2 separate regions of the Homo sapiens genome follow, and region 2 is linked to region 1. A link is a loop called in an ENCODE intact Hi-C map of the cell type or tissue named here. Cell type or tissue: GM12878. All regions are shown on one strand. Each heading gives the region's core, and the rest is flanking DNA. Links, peaks and the distances in the headings are about the cores only.

Region 1 (7,897 bases), core at 1,749-6,748:
GTAGATGTGCAGGTGAATACTTGCACATTTCCTCTGACATATGTGGAGAATAAACAAATACCCGTGATGGTAAAGATACATTTCTTCATTCTAAAGATATCAATTATCAATATGTAGATTCTGGATGGTATAAAACATTAATCCCTAGTTTGCCAACATTGGCTAGAACATTTTCTAAAGAAGCCTACCAGTTTAGGGGGATGTAGACAGTATTCCCCCCTTATTTACGGTTTTGCTTTCTGTGGTTTCAGTTACCCACAGCCAACTGAGGTCTGAAAATATTAAATAAAAAATTCCAGAAGTAAACAATTCATATTCTTTAAATTGAGTAGCATTCTGAGCAGCACGATGAAATCCCATGCTGTCCTGCTCCATCCTGCGTGATACATGAATTATTTCTTTGCCTCAGAATATCCACCCTGTAGGCAGTAACCTGTCCATTAGCCGCTTAGTAGTTGTTCCTGTTATCAGATTGACTTAGTGGTATCGCAGTGCTTGTGTTCAAGTAACCCTTATTTTACTTGTAATAACTTGAAAGTGCAAGAGTCGTGATGCTGGAATATTGTTTTACTATTGTTGTCGTTATTCTCTCACTATGCCTAATTATGAATTAAGCTTTACTATAGGTATGTATGTATAGGAACAAACATTAGTATATATAGAGTTTGGTACTATCCAGCATTTTTGGTATCACTGCAGGAGGTGGTCTTGGAAGGTATCTGCTGAAGATAATAGAATACAATTTTATCTTAACAATACAAATTCTCACATAAACCAAAGGAGTCTAGGGAAAATAAGCCATATTTTAAAAAAATACTTAACTAAAAGATCTATTCCTCTAAGCTGCTTATCTGCATTAGTAACACAGGGGCACCAAACTGGAGATAGTAACTTTCTGAAAGAAAGTATGTTTTGAGGACCCTTGGAAAATAAAAAAAATACATGTTTTGGGAAGAAAAATCCTGCCAAACAGCCAAAACAATATAGTATAATGAGACAATTATATTATTGACCAAGTTTACATAAAATTTGATTCTTTACAACCACCACCACCATAGAAAGAAAAGCTTACATTGGACACTACATTTAATTATGAAATATAGAAAAGATTCAAGTAGAGATTGTTTTAATGATGACTAACATTGTAATTTTAATGAAGAGAGTTTCTCTTGACTTAGAGCTTTCTTACTACTCTTTATTCTAGTGTGTCTTAAGCTATTACATTGGCAAAAAAATTATAAGAAAATAGGATTTGATGTAGTTTGATTGCGTGTCATGGCCCAAATCTCATGTTGAAATATAATCACCAATGTTGGAGGTAGGTCCTGGTGGGAGTTGGTTGGATCATGGGGGCAAATTTCTCATGAATGGCTTAGCACCTTCCCCTGGGTGCTGTCCTTGCGATAGTGAGAGAATTCTCTCAAGATCTGGTTATTTAAAAGCATGTGGAACCCTCTGTCTCGCTCTTGTCCCTGCTTTCACCATGTAACGTACCTGCTCTCCCTTTGCCTTCCTGCCTGATCATAGTTTTCTGAGACCTCCTCAGCAGCAGATGCCACTATGCTTCCTGTACAGCCTGCAGAACCTTAAGCCAATTAAAAACCTCTTTTCTTTATAAATTACCCAGTGTGGGTATTTTTAGCAATGGAATAATAGGCTTATATAGATTTAATATATAACCAATCAATATAAAAATCTCAGTGAATTCACACTACCGAAAACTTACTTATTCTACATACATGGATTACCCTTTCCTTAGAGCTTCCTAAAATTAGATTAATGAAGGTAAGTAGAATCTGCTCTAATGATTCCACTCTACTTAGGAAATATGGGGAAAAAAACCATAAGAGGATTATTTACTCTTTGTTATTTTCAACCATCATTAAATCTCCTTCATATTGATGGGAGTAATAATTTAATAATAAATGCTATGAAATAAGCAGTAAAAACTGATTACTGTGTAATGAACAAAAGTATATTTGTCAAATCCAGTAGTCCCTTTTTAGTTTTAATCTTAAAAATTTTAGTCGTTAATTAATTCTGATAACAATCTTTTTTTTTCTACCATTCTTTTTCTTCTTTTCTTCCATATTACTCCTTCTCTTATTTCCTTGCCTGCTTCTCTTGAAGCTTATTTTCTGTAAGTACAAATACTCCACCAGTTTAGGTTCCATCTTTGGCTTTTAAAATTCATCTATCTAGGCAAGGCACAGTGGCTCACTGCTGTAATCCCAGCACTTTGGTAGGCTGAGGCGGGCAGATCACTTGAGGTCAGGAGTTGAAGACCAACCTGGTCAACATGGTGAAATCCCATCTCTACAACAAAACAAAACAAACAACAACAACAACAACAAAATTAGCCAGATGTGGTGACGCAGGCCTGAAATCCTAGCTACTTGGGAGACTGAGACACGACAGTCGTTTGAACCTGGGAGGTGGAGGTGGCAGTGTGCAGAGATCGCGCCACTGCACTTCAGCCTGGGTGGCAGAGTGAAACTCTGTCTTAAAAAAAAAAAAATCTATCTATCTATCTATCTTTTGCCATTGAAATCCTATTTTGCCACTTAACCACATTTTTTTTCTTCTTTCAGAACTTTATTTTTTCTTATTTTTTTTTTTCACTTCAAGTTCCGGGATACATGTGCAGAACGTGCAGGTTTGTTATACAGGTATATGTGTGCCTTGGTGGTTTGCTGCACTTATTGACCTATCGTCTAAGTTTCTTGCCCTCACCCTCCACCCCCAACAGGCCTGGTATATGTTGTTTCCCTCCCTGTGTCCAAGTGTTCTCATTGTTCAACTCCCACTTATGAGTGAGAACATGCGGTGTTTGGTTTTCTGTTCCTGTGTTAGTTTGCTGAGAATGATGGCTTCCAGCTTCATTCATGACCCTGCAAAGCACATGATCTCATTCCTTTTAATGGCTGCATAGTATTCCATGGTGTATATGTACCACATTTTCTTTATCCAGTGTATCATTTATGGGCATTTTTGTTGGTTTCATGGCTTTGCTATTGTAAATAGTGCTGCAATAAACATATATGTGTATGTGTCTTTATAGTAGAATGATTCATATTTCTTTGGGTATATACCCAGTAACAGGATTGCTGGGTCTAATGGTATTTCTGTTTCTAGATCCTTGAGGAATCACCACACTGTTTTTCACAATGGTTGAACTAATTTACGTTTCCATCAACACTGTAAAAGCATTCCTATTTCTCCACAGCCTCACCAGCATCTATGTTCTTGAATTTTTAATAATTGCCATCTTGAATTTTTAATAATGGCATGAGATGGTATCTCATTGTGATTTTGATTTGCATTGCTCTAATGATCAGTGACGTTGTGGTTATTTTCATATGTTTGTTGGCCATGTAAATGTCTTCTTTTGAGAAGTGTCTATTCACACCCTTTGCCCACTTTTTGAAGGGGTTGTTTGTTTTTGTAAATTTGTTTCAGTTGCTTGTAAATTCTGGATATTAGACCTTTGTCCGATGGGTAGATTGCAAAATTTTTCTCCCATTCTGTAGATTGCCTGTTCACTCTGATGGTCGTTTCTTTTGCTATGCAGAAGCTCTTTAGTTTAATTAGATCCCATATGTCAATTTCGGTTTCTGTTGCAATTGCTTTTTGCATTTTCATCATGAATTCTTTGCCCATGCCTATATCCTGAATGGTGTTGGCTAGGTTTTCTTGCAGCCATCTTGGGTTAATTTTTGTATAAGGTGTAAGGAAGGAGTCCAGTTTCAGTTTTCTGCATATGGCTAGCCAGTTATACCAGCACCATTTATTGAATAGGAGATCCTTTCTCCATTGCTGTTTTTTGTCAGGTTTGTTGAAGATCAGATGGTTTAGATGTGTGGTGTTATTTCTGTGGTCTCTGTTATGTTCCAATGATCTATATGTCTGTGTTGGTACCAGTAGCAAGCTCGTTTGATTTCTGTAGCCTTGTTGTATAGTTTGAAATCAGGTAGCGTGATGCCTCCAGCTTTGTTCTTATTGCTTAGGATTGTCTTGGCTATACGGGGTCTTCTTTGATTCCATATGAAATTTAAAGTAGTTTTTTCGAATTCTGTGAAAAATATCCACGGTAGTTTGATGAGACTAGCACTGAATCTATAAATTACTTTGGGCAGTATGGCCATTTTCACAATATTGATTCTTCCTATCCACGAGGATGGAATATTTTTCTATTTGTTTGTGTCCTCTCTTATTTGCTGAGCAGCAGTCTGTAGCTCCCCTAGAAGAGGTTCTTCACATCCCTTGTTAGCTGTATTCCTAGGTATTTTATTCTCTTTGTAGCAATTGTGAATGGGAGTTCATTTATGATTTGGCTCTCTGCTTGCCTACTGTTGGTGTATAGGAATGCTTGTGATTTCTGCATATTGATTTTGTATTCTGAGACTGGTGAAATTGCTTATCAGCTTTAGGAGATTTTGGGCTGAGATGATGGGGTTTTCTAAATATAGAATCATGTCATTTGCAAGCAGAGACTATTTGACTTTCTCTCTTCCTATTTTAATACCATTTATTTCTTTCTCTTGCCTGATTGTTCTGGCCAGAACTTCCAATACTATGTTGAATAGGAGTGGTGAGAGAGGGCATCCTTGTCGTGTACAGGCTTTCAAAGGGGATACTTCCTACTTTTGCTCATTTAATATGATATTGGCTGTGGGTTTTTCATAAATATATCTTATTATTTTGAGATATGTTCCATTAATTCCTAGTTTATTGAGACTTGTTAACATGAAGGGATGTTGAATTTTATCAAAGGCCCTTTCTGCATCTATTGAGATAATCATTTGGTTTTTGTCTTTGGTTCTGTTTAGGTGATGGATTACATTTATTGATTTGCATATGTTGAACTAACCTTGCATCCCAGGGTTGAAGCTGACTTGATCATGGTCAATAAGTTTTTTAATGTGTTGCTGAATTTGATTTGCCAGTATTTTATTGAATATTTTTGCATTCATGTTCATCAGGGATATTGGCCTGAAGTTTTCTTTTTTTGTTGTGTCTCTGCCAGATTTTGGTATCAGGATGATACTTACTTCATAAAATGAGTTAGCCCTCCTTTTCAATTGTTTGGAATAGTTTCAGAAGGAATGGTACCAGCTCCTCTTTGTACCTCTTGTAGAATTTGGCTGTGAATCCACCTGGTCCTGGGCTTTTTTTGGTGAATAGGCTATTAATTACTGCCTCAATTTCAGAACTTGTTATTGATCTATTCAGGGATTCAACTTCTCTTAGGTTTAGTCTTGGGAGGGTGTATGTGTCCAGGAATTTATCCATTTCTTTTCAATTTTCTAGTTTATTTGGTAGAGGTGTTCATAGTATTCTCTAATGCTAGTTTGTATTTCTTTGGGGTCAGTGGTGATATCCCCTTTATCTTGTTTTGTGTCCATTTGATTCTTCTCTCTTTTCTTCTTTATTAGTCTAGATAGTGCTTTACCTATTTTGTTAATTTTTTCTAAAATCCACCTCCCGGATTAATTGATTTTTGGTAGCTTTTTCGTGTCTCTATCTCCTTCAATCCTGCTCTGATGTTAGTTATTTCTTGTCTTCTGCTAGCTTTTGGATTAGTCTACTCTTGTTTCTCTAGCTCTTTTAATTGTGATGTTAGGGTGTTGATTTCAGATCTTTCTAGCGTTCTGATGTGGGCATTTAGTGCCATAAATTTTCCTCTTAACACTGCTTTAGCTGTGTCCCAGAAATTCTGGTACGTTGTCTCTTTGTTCTCATTGGTTTCAAAGAAACTCTTGATTTCTGCCTTAAATTTCATTATTTACCCAAGAGTCATTCAGGAGCAGGTTGTTCAATTTCAGTGTAATTGTGTGATTTTGAGTGAGTTTCTTAATTCTGACTTCTAATTTGATTGCACTGTGGTCTGTGCAGTGACTGTTATGACTTCACTTCTTTTGCATTTGCTGAGGAGTGTTTTCCTTCCAATTATGTGGTTGGCTTTAGAATAAGTGCCATGTGGCACTGAGAAGAATGCATATTATGTTGATTTGGGGTGGAGAGTTCTGTAGATGTCTATTGGGCCCACTTGATCCAGAGCTGAATTCAAGCCCTGAATATCCTTATTAATTTTATGTCTTGATCTGTCTAATATTGACAGTGGGGTGTTAAAATCTCCCACTATTATAGTGTGGGAGTCTAAGTCTTTTTGTAGGTCTCTAAGAATTTGTTTTATGAATCTGGGTGCTCCTGTATTGAGTGCACATATATTTAAGAGAGTTAGCTCTTCTTGCTGAATCGATCCCTTTACCATTATGTGAAGCCCTTCTTTGTCTTTTTTGATCTTTGTTGGTTTGAAGTTTTGTCAGAGATAGGATTGCAACTCCTGCTTTTTTTTGTTTTCCATTTGCTTGGTAAATTTTCCTCCATCACCTTATTTTGAGCCTCTGTATGTCTTTGCATGTGAGATGGGTGTCCTGAATACAGCACCCCTAAGGGTGCTCTTTCCAATTTGTCAGCACCCCTAAGGGTGCCTCTTTCCAATTTGCCAGTCTGTGTCTTTTAACTGGGGCAGTTAGCCCATTTACATTTAAGATTAGTATTGTTATGTTGAATTTGATCCATCATCATGATGCTTTCTGGTTATTTTGCCCACTAGTTGATGCAGTTTCTTCATAGTGTCATTGGTCTTTATATTTTGAGGTGTTTTCTGCAGTGACTGATACCAGTTTTTCCTTTCCATATTTAGTGCTTCCTTCAGGAGTGATTGCAAGGCAGGCCTGGTGGTGATGAAATTTCCCTCAGCATTTGCTTGTCTGGAAAGGATTTTATTTCTCCTTTGCTTATGAAGCTTAGTTTGGCTGGATATGAAATTCTGGGTTGAAAATTCTTTTCTTGAAGAATGTTGAATATTGGCCCTCAATCTCTTCTTCCTTTTAGGGTTTCTGCTGAAAGGTCTGCTGTTAGTCTGACGGGCTTCCCTTTGTAGGTGACCTGGCCTTTCTTTCTGGCTGCCCTTAACATTTTTTCCTTCATTTCAACCTTGGAGAAGCTGATGACTATGTGTCTTGGGGTGGCTCTTCTCATGGAGTATCTTAGTGGTGTTCTCTGTATTTCCTGAATTTTCATGTTGGCCTATCTTGCTAGGTTGGGGACGTTCTCCTTGATAGTATCCTGAAGTGTGTTTTCCAGCTTGTTCCCATTCTGCGTGTGTTCTTCAGGTACTCCAGTCAATCATAGGTTTGGTCTTTTTATCTAGTCCTGTATTTCTTGGAGGCTTTGCTCATTCCTTTTTTATTCTTTTTTTCTCTAATCTTGTCTGCATGCCTTATTTCAACAAGGTGGTCCTCCAACCCTGATATCCATTCTTCCACTTGGTTGATTTGGCTACTGACATTTGTGTATGCTTCACAAAGTTCTTGTGCTGTGTTTTTCAGCTCCATCAGGTCATTTGTGGTCCTCTCTGAACTGGTTATTCTAGTTAGCAGCTCCTCTAACCTTTTATCAAGGTTCTTAGCTTCTTTGCCTTGGGTTACAATATGCTCCTTTGGCTAAGCAGTGTTTTTTATTACCTATCTTCTGAAGCCTACTTCTGTCAATTTGTCCATCTCATCCTCATCCTTGCTGAAGAGAAATTGCAATCATTTGGAGTAGAAGAGGCACTCTGGCCTTCGGGGTTTTCAGCTTTTTTTCATTGATTCTTTCTCATCTTTATGACTTTTTCTTATTTCGATCTTTCAGGTTGCTGACCCTTGGTTGGGGTTTTTGTGGGGACTTTTTGTTGTTGTTGTTGATGCTGTTGTTATTGCTTTCTGTTTGATTGTTTTTCTTTCAGTGGTCAGGCCCTCCTTCTGTAGGGCTGCTGTGGTTTGCTGGGGGTTCACTTCAGGCCCTATTCATCTGCTTTACTCCTGCACCTGGAGATGTCACTCAAGGA
Region 2 (7,897 bases), core at 1,973-6,972, 78 kb after region 1:
CATAACTCATTATTATGAGAAATAAAATATACCGGTTCTCCTGTGGAACTTGGGGTGTGAGGGGTGTGTGTGTGTGTGTGCACGCGCATGTGTGTGCGTGTTTGCCAACTTCTAAATTTGAAAAAAAAAGTTAGTCGGGGTAAGCATTATTCAAGAGGCACTAAGTAATAAGTAATATGCAGAATTCTTTCTATTTCTCAAAACAACAACAACAACAGAAATAGGACCTAAAGGGCTAGTTCTTACATTGATCTGTGGAAACAGAAAGACCTAAACCTGGTAAGACAGAGGATAGGTGAAAGTAATTAAGTAAAAGTAATTTTGTGGTCATCTAAAGAGCTGATAAAACTTTCTAGACAGTTGTATGTCTAAAATAATTGAATAAATAGGTAATATGTCTCTTTAAGATATCATCCTATAACAATGATTCCTTTCTGCTAGGTATTTAATAGGACCTGGATAGCAGAGGAGAGATTGATCATTTGATCAAGGGTCTTATTAAAAGCCTTACTGCTTGGTACAGGTAGAGTATCCCTAATCTGAAAATCAGAAATCCAACATATCCCAAAATCTGAAACTTTTTGAGTGCCAAAATGACTTCACAAGTGGAAAATTCTACACCTAACCTCATGTGACAGATCACAGTCCAAATTCAGGCACAAAACACACATTTAATTCAGCATCCCCAAGAAAAAAAAAGATCCTCTCAGCCCCCTTCAGCTGTCATATATCTTTTCCATGCATGCCCAGTTTTCCCCATAGAAGCACACCCACAAAGGGTAATAAAATGACATTTGTGTAGGCCAGATGCCCCAATGGCAGGTTCCCCATGACACCTCACATGGGGCCAAGACCTACATGCATTACTCACTGTTTTTTGTTTGTTTTTGTTTTCGGATTACTTTCATCTCTATATTGTAAAGATATTGCTGAAAACATTAAAAAGTTTTGCAGATACCCCTGTTGATAACAGTGATATAAAAAAGGAAGTATTCATGTTTATTTATAGTACAGAAAGTCAAGCTGCTGGAAAAACACTGGACAGCAGTGTAAGTGTGAAACATCTTATAGAACAGTATGGTGTTGGAATGTCCACCATATATGACCCAAAGAAACCAAAGGATAAACTATTGATGTTCTATGTTAAAAGTGATGAACAGAAGTTAATGAAAAATAGAAAAGCACTGCAGAAAAATAAAAATGAACATCTCAATCATGTATTAAAAGAGTGGATCCATCAGCAAAACGGTGAACATATGACATGATGGTATGCTGATCATGAAAAGAGCAAGGATCTATCACAATCAACTGAAAATTGAAGGGAAGTATGAACATTCAACAGGCTGGTTGCAGATATTTAAGAAAAGACGCAGCATTATATTTTTAAAGATTTGTGACAATAAAACATCTGTTGATCACAAAGCCACTGATAAATTCTGACAAGTTTGCCAAGGTTGCGCTGATGAAAATCTGATGCCAGAACAAGGCTATTTGGCTGATAAAATATTGCTGTCTTGGGATTATTGTTCCAGAAAGACACGGACTATAGTTGATAAAAGAGCCCGTAAAGTAATTAAAAATGGCAGCAGCCAAATAACTGTGCTAGAATATGTTAATGGCTCACCCATGTATTAGTATTACTGTAAATTTGCTGTAATAGGAAAAAGTTTTAATTCTCATTGTTTTCAAGGAGTAAATATTTTACCAGTCCATTGTTATGCTAGCAAAAAGGCATGACTCACCAGGGACATCTTTCTAAATGGTTTCATGAACATTTTTACCAGTGGCTCATGCTTATGCAGAAAAGCTGGACTGGATGATAACTGAAAGAGTTTGTTATTCCTTAGCAGCTGTTCTGCTCATCCTACAACTGAAATTCTCATAAAAAATAATGGTTATGCCACGTACTTTCTCCCAAATGTGACTTCATAATTCATCCATGTGACTAGGGTGTCCTTAGATCAATGAAGAGCAAATATAAAAACACTTTCTTGAACAGCAGGCTAGCATCAGTGAACAGGGTGAGCGTGTGGAAGGTTTTCAAAAGGAGTTTAGCAAGAAAGATGCCATCTATGCTGTTGCCAATACTTGGAACAGAGTGAATAAAGACAGTTGTGCATGCCTGGCACAATCTCTGGCTTGTGACTATGTTCAGTGATAACGATAAACAAGGTCATGACTTTGAAGGATTTTGTATGGTAAGTGAGAAAAAAAAATGATGTCTGACCTCCTTATATGTATAAAAAATACACCTGTAGAGCATGCTTGTGCAATCTGCAGCCCACAGGCCCAGGATGGCTTTGAATGCAGCCCAACACAAATTTATAAACTTTCTTAAAACATTATGAGTTTTTCTGCAATTTTTTTTAGCTCATCAGCTATCATTATTGTTAGTGTATATTATGCGTGGCCCAAGACAATTGGTCTTCCAATGTGGTCCAGGGAAGCCAAAAGATTGGACACCCCTGCTTTAGAGTCTATTAGTAAGCTGAAAGAAGTGTGTATTCAAGTTTCTAACACGGATCATGAGGCATGAGGTTCCAGTTATTCATTCATTGACTGATGGTGAAATGGCTTTGAATCAAGGTGATTGTGATAATAGTGATGATAATGGTGACGTTGTTAACACTGCAGAAAAAGTGTCTACAGGCAAAATGGTGAAAACATGTTGTGGGTTTATTGAAGGACTAGAGCAGCATGCATTTATAGCAGAGCAACAAATCATGTTTGTAAAATCGAAGAGAGACTCTTGAGACTCAAACCATTGTTAATGAGGCAGATAACTCTGGAGGAAACATTTTAAAATGTTATCCAAAAGAACTTCTGTTCATCCTTTGAGGACCCACGTCCTGGTCTCTCAACTGCTTCTGATGTTTCTTCTCACCTGAAAACATACAGTGTACACTAACCTTTTAATCAAAACACAGGATCATAGGTGGAGGTTGAAATCCTGCTGTTGTTTGTTGCTGCTGTTGTTTAACAGCTGATATAGGCATCTGGTGATATGACTGTGCTGCTTACTTACTCTGAACACATTATTTTTTCACTGTATTAATGGTATATCATATATTTTACTGTTAAGTACTTACTTATGTGTGTGTAAGTGTACAAAAATGACTGCTTATGAGTAACATATAAATTCAGAGTCAGGAATGATGGTGATGCTAAAGAATCACAGATTGTCCCCATGGGGGGCTGAGATAGTGATACCTTTGTCTTATGATGATTCAATATACACATGCTCAAAATCAGTACAATTTTATTAAAATTATTTGTTTTAACAAATATCTTTGTTTCATGCTCAAAACATTGTCTCATGCTCAAAATTATTTAAAATATTGTATAAAATTATATCCTCACTATTTACATAATATATATATGAGACATAAGTGAGTTTTGTATTTAAACTTGGGCCTCATCCCCAAGATATCCCATTATATATATGCAAATATTCCAAAATCCAAAAATTCCAAAATTGAAAATAATTATTGTCCCAACATATCCGATAAGGAATAGTCAACCTATATTCCGAAGTCTTCATCAGGACAGAGCAGTCAAGTGATAACTTTATGTATCCTAAAGCAGTGAGTCTAAAATCCAAGGCCATTTAATTTTTGTAACCACTTGAATTTTTTCCTTATTTTTATAATAAGTAAATACTTCCCAGTTTTACCCAAGGAGATGTCCACATTTTTGCTATGACAATGTACAATCCATATTCTGGTTCTCAGTTTCTTTTTTTTTTAATAATGGAAAATAGCAAGGTGCATTTTACAGCAACTTCTAGTTCTGGAATAATGTAATCTGAAATTCTGGAATTAAATTATACCAATCTAAATTATCACTCCGCTTTGGAGAAAAGTAATATTTCTTATAATCTCCCATTCAGAAATTTATTATCCTAATGATTTAATAAAGCCAATGGGGGGAAGAAAACCCTAGAAAGGGTGTGTCCTTCAGTGTGAGACAGAAAACCCCAGTAAAGTAAAATCTCTCTTTTAACAGTTACAGTAGGCAGAATTCTAAAAGGATCCACAATGACCCATGCCCTTTTATAATCTCTTCTCCTTAAGTGTGAGTAGAATCTAAGAATATGAATCATGGGCAGAATCAAGGGATATAATTCCCATGATTGTTACTTTATACAGTAAAGGTTAAATAATGTAATTAAGAACCTTAATCTGGGTTGGGTCTGATGTATAATCAGGTGAGTCATTTAAAAGCAAGTTTAGGCTTTCTCTGAGTTCAGAGAAGTCTTAAAAACGCAAGCTCCAAAAATTAAAGTGAAAAAAAAAAGACACAAGCTCCCATGAGTTCTACATCGGCAAGAAAATTAATTCTACCAACAATCAAATAAGCTTAGAAGTGGATTCTTCCCCAGTCAAGTCTTCACATTAGCCCTCAATGATGGCTGACACCTTTATTGCAGTCTGTGAGATCCTGAGTGGAGGACCCAGTTCAGCTGTGCCCAGACTCCTGACTCATGAAAACTGTGAGATACCACATGAGGTGTTTTAAGCTATTAAGTTTGTGGTAATTTGTTATATAGTAATAAAAAGCTCTTTTAAGAGTTTTCGATCCAATTAAAATAACATACATTATAGACCAAAATATTTACTCTTACAACATAGATGAGATACTTTGCTCCTACATTATTGACCAAAATATTTACTCTTAAAACATAGATGACATAGATAATGCTTTAGTGAATTTTCTTCAAGGATATTTCTAAGAGTAATTGCTTTAGTTGGTAAATTTCTTATACCAAGCACAAACATGCCAACCGTGCTGCCACCTGATGGCATCTGATCTAGCTGTAGAGATCACTGGGCATATGGGCTTTGGCAGATTTGAAGTTTTATTACAGCCAGATGAACTCCACTTCTCCTCTGCAACACCCAGTTTTGAGGTTACTGGTCAGCTTTGTCACTGGCACCTGTTTCCTACAGTATTCTAAGTTGGGGTGGAAGCAACACATTTCTGACTCTCAGGACTAAAGTGAGGCATCCAAACTGAAACCTTGTGACATCCCACTCACACCCCAACTTTCACTTCCTTAAGACTTTTAGTGATTTTTCTAAGCCCCCAAATTTTTGCATTAAACCTTTTTCTGTTCAAATTACCTAGCATGGTTTCCATTTTCCTGACTGATGCATAACTGGTCATGACTGAAATATAACAATAATTGAATTAATGTCATTTTAATTAATTAGATAATTAATTAGATGACAGCTGTTACTTTATTAGATTTGATAGTAATAAGTGAAATCATACAATTCCAAGTTTTTAACACTTGAAGGTTTGAATCCACATTGACACTCTTCCTGATTTCATGATACACTTATAGAATCTCCAACTCTATTATAGCTTATTTATGCCTTTGGCATCTGCAGGAATGCTTTGGAAAGGAAAACGTAGTTAAGCAAATTCTGGGATGTGTTTAAAAAGTTAAAGTAGCTCAATTTAGAATTCTTGTTGCAACTTACTTCTCACATCCCTTCACTTTGGACAGAATTACCATTGTAGGTGAGTTGTTCATGACTAAAATAAACATAGTAGTCTTAGGTATTCCTTTGTCAAACAAGGCAGTTTAGTGCTGAGCACATATTAGCTTATTTTATTTTTCGGTTATTCTTTATCTTGGTGTAGTTTACAGATTTATGAGTAATAATGCATCACTTAATGTGGTATATAGAGAATTTACAAGTAAATATAAGAACTTTTTGAAGTTGTATAAAGAGATAGAGAAGCATACCTTGAGACTCTTAAAATCACAATATGTGTGTGCTTAGCCTCTCTCCTGCTCTTTCAGACTTCCAAGGTTGTCACACGGTTTTCATGTAACCAATGCTGTAAAAACAATGATTCAAAACTTTACCCTCAAGTCATTTACATGAATAAATATTCAATATACATTTCCAATTGGACTTAATTTCTCTACTCTCACGGACTGAGAGGTATGGGTATGTATATTAACAGTCTCACAACTTCCTAGGACTTTCCTAGCCTGTGTGAGACAAGCTATCTCACTGCAACAGGCACACGAAATGAAGGCTTTTCAAAGACCATCTCATGGTACTGAATATGAAATCTGGTGTCTCACAGTGCAAAGCATAACCACTTAGCTGTTTCTTTTAAGCTCCATTTCTCCCAACAAAAGGCTATTCTTTAGCTCTGTAGTTCAGTTCACAACAGTATAATGAGAATCTTTGATGTCTAAGCAGGCTTAAATACAGCACAGAAACACAAAGTTCATATCGCTGTATGTGTTTATGCGTTTGGTCAAACAATAAATTCTAGGCCTTGAATAGGGATCAGCCAATTTAATAGAGACATCTTATCCATCATGTCTAAAGTACAATTTATGAGAAAACCTGAAAGTTTTTACATCAAAACTTCTGTGAACAAAATGTTAAGAGTTTGCAGTGGGCCGGGCGCGGTGGCTCACGCCTGTAATCCCAGCACTTTGGGAGGCCGAGGTGAGTGGATCATGAGGTCAGGAGATCGAGACCATCCTGGCTAACAAGGTGAAACCCCGTCTCTACTAAAAATACAAAAAAGTAGCCGGGCGCGGTGGCGGGCGCCTGTAGTCCCAGCTACTCGGGAGGCTGAGGCAGGAGAAGGGCGTGAACCTGGGAAGCGGAGCTTGCAGTGAGCCGAGAATGCGCCACTGCAGTCCGCAGTCCGGCCTGGGCGACAGAGCGAGACTCCGTCTCAAAAAAAAAAAAAAAAAAAAAAAAGAGTTTGCAGTGACAGATTCAGGGGAGTTTTATGTTTATGATGCTTTTCATTACTTTCTATTACATATCACTTACTGAAAAGGGTATTTAAAAGAACATACAAGGGAAATTTATCCATGTATTGGAATTATTATTAAGAGTTAACCACATTTTAGTATCTCTTAACTAATACTTGTTCTTGAAAAATTAATGTAATGTAATTTCTGTTCTGCAAAAAACAATGTCAAGAGAACAACAACAACAACAACAACAACAAAAAACAACCCAAAGACTGGGAGGAAATATTTGCAAAAGACATATTTGTTAAAGAACTGTTATCCAAAATTTGCAAAAATTCTAAAAATTCAACAATTAAAAAAATAAATAGCCAGAATAAGAAATGGACCGAAGATCTTTACAGACACCTCATCAAAGAAGATGGGAAATAGGCATTTAAATAATTATCCACATTATATGTCATCAGGGAAATGTAAATTAAAATAACTATTAGAATGGCTGAAATCCAAAACACTGACAACACCAAATGCTAGCAAGGATGTGGAGCAATAGGAACTCCCATTCATTACTGGCGGAAATGCAAAATGATAACGGCAACTTTGAAAGGCAGTTTGGTGGCTTTTTATAAAACTAAACATAATCTCACTATATGATCCAGCAATTGTACTCCTTGGTATTTACCTAAAGGAATTGAAAACATGTCCACACAAAAATCTGCACATGGATGTTTGAAGCAGTTTTATTTATAATTGCCAAAAGTTGGGAACAACCACAATGTCCTGCAGTTTATTCATTCAATGAATGAATAAACAACCACAATTAATTCAATGAATGAATAAACAACCATAATGTCCTACAATCTGCACACAGATGTTTGAAGCAGTTTTATTTATAATTGCCAAAAGTTGGAAAAAACCACAATGTCCTACAGTTTATTCATTCAATGAATGAATAAACAAACATGATTCATTCAATGAATGAATAAACAACCACAATGTCCTACAGTTTATTCATTCACTGTATACTATATAATTCCAACTAAATGACATTCTGGAAATGGCAAAATGATGGGAACACTAAAATGATCAGTGGTTGATGAGGTGGAGTGGGGGATGGGTTGAATAGATACAATACAGACGATTTTCAGAGCAATGAAAATA

What was found. Peaks named below come from ENCODE experiments on the same cell type or tissue, not always from the same donor. Only the 100,000 strongest peaks of a DNase experiment are listed, where the experiment ranks them.
Region 2: it touches region 1 in a loop (4-fold over the local background); 1 of 110 quality-filtered maps calls a loop at or near these places.

Annotation. Positions count from the first base shown.
Region 1 is chr4:137,564,535-137,572,431 of GRCh38, forward strand. The region is part of intron 1 of LINC02172 (long intergenic non-protein coding RNA 2172); the gene reads left to right. Among named protein-coding and RNA genes, the nearest start is that of LINC02172, 23 kb to the left of the region's middle. RefSeq lists an enhancer at 7,865-7,897. In GM12878, for the core only: no CTCF peak of the experiment used is centred there; no DNase peak of the experiment used is centred there.
Region 2 is chr4:137,642,610-137,650,506 of GRCh38, forward strand. LOC101927414 (a long non-coding RNA gene) reads right to left here. Exons shown (of 4, transcript NR_187911.1): 3 at 5,756-5,850; 4 at 2,656-2,884. Among named protein-coding and RNA genes, the nearest start is that of LINC02172, 100 kb to the left of the region's middle. In GM12878, for the core only: no CTCF peak of the experiment used is centred there; a DNase peak (open chromatin) is centred at 4,962.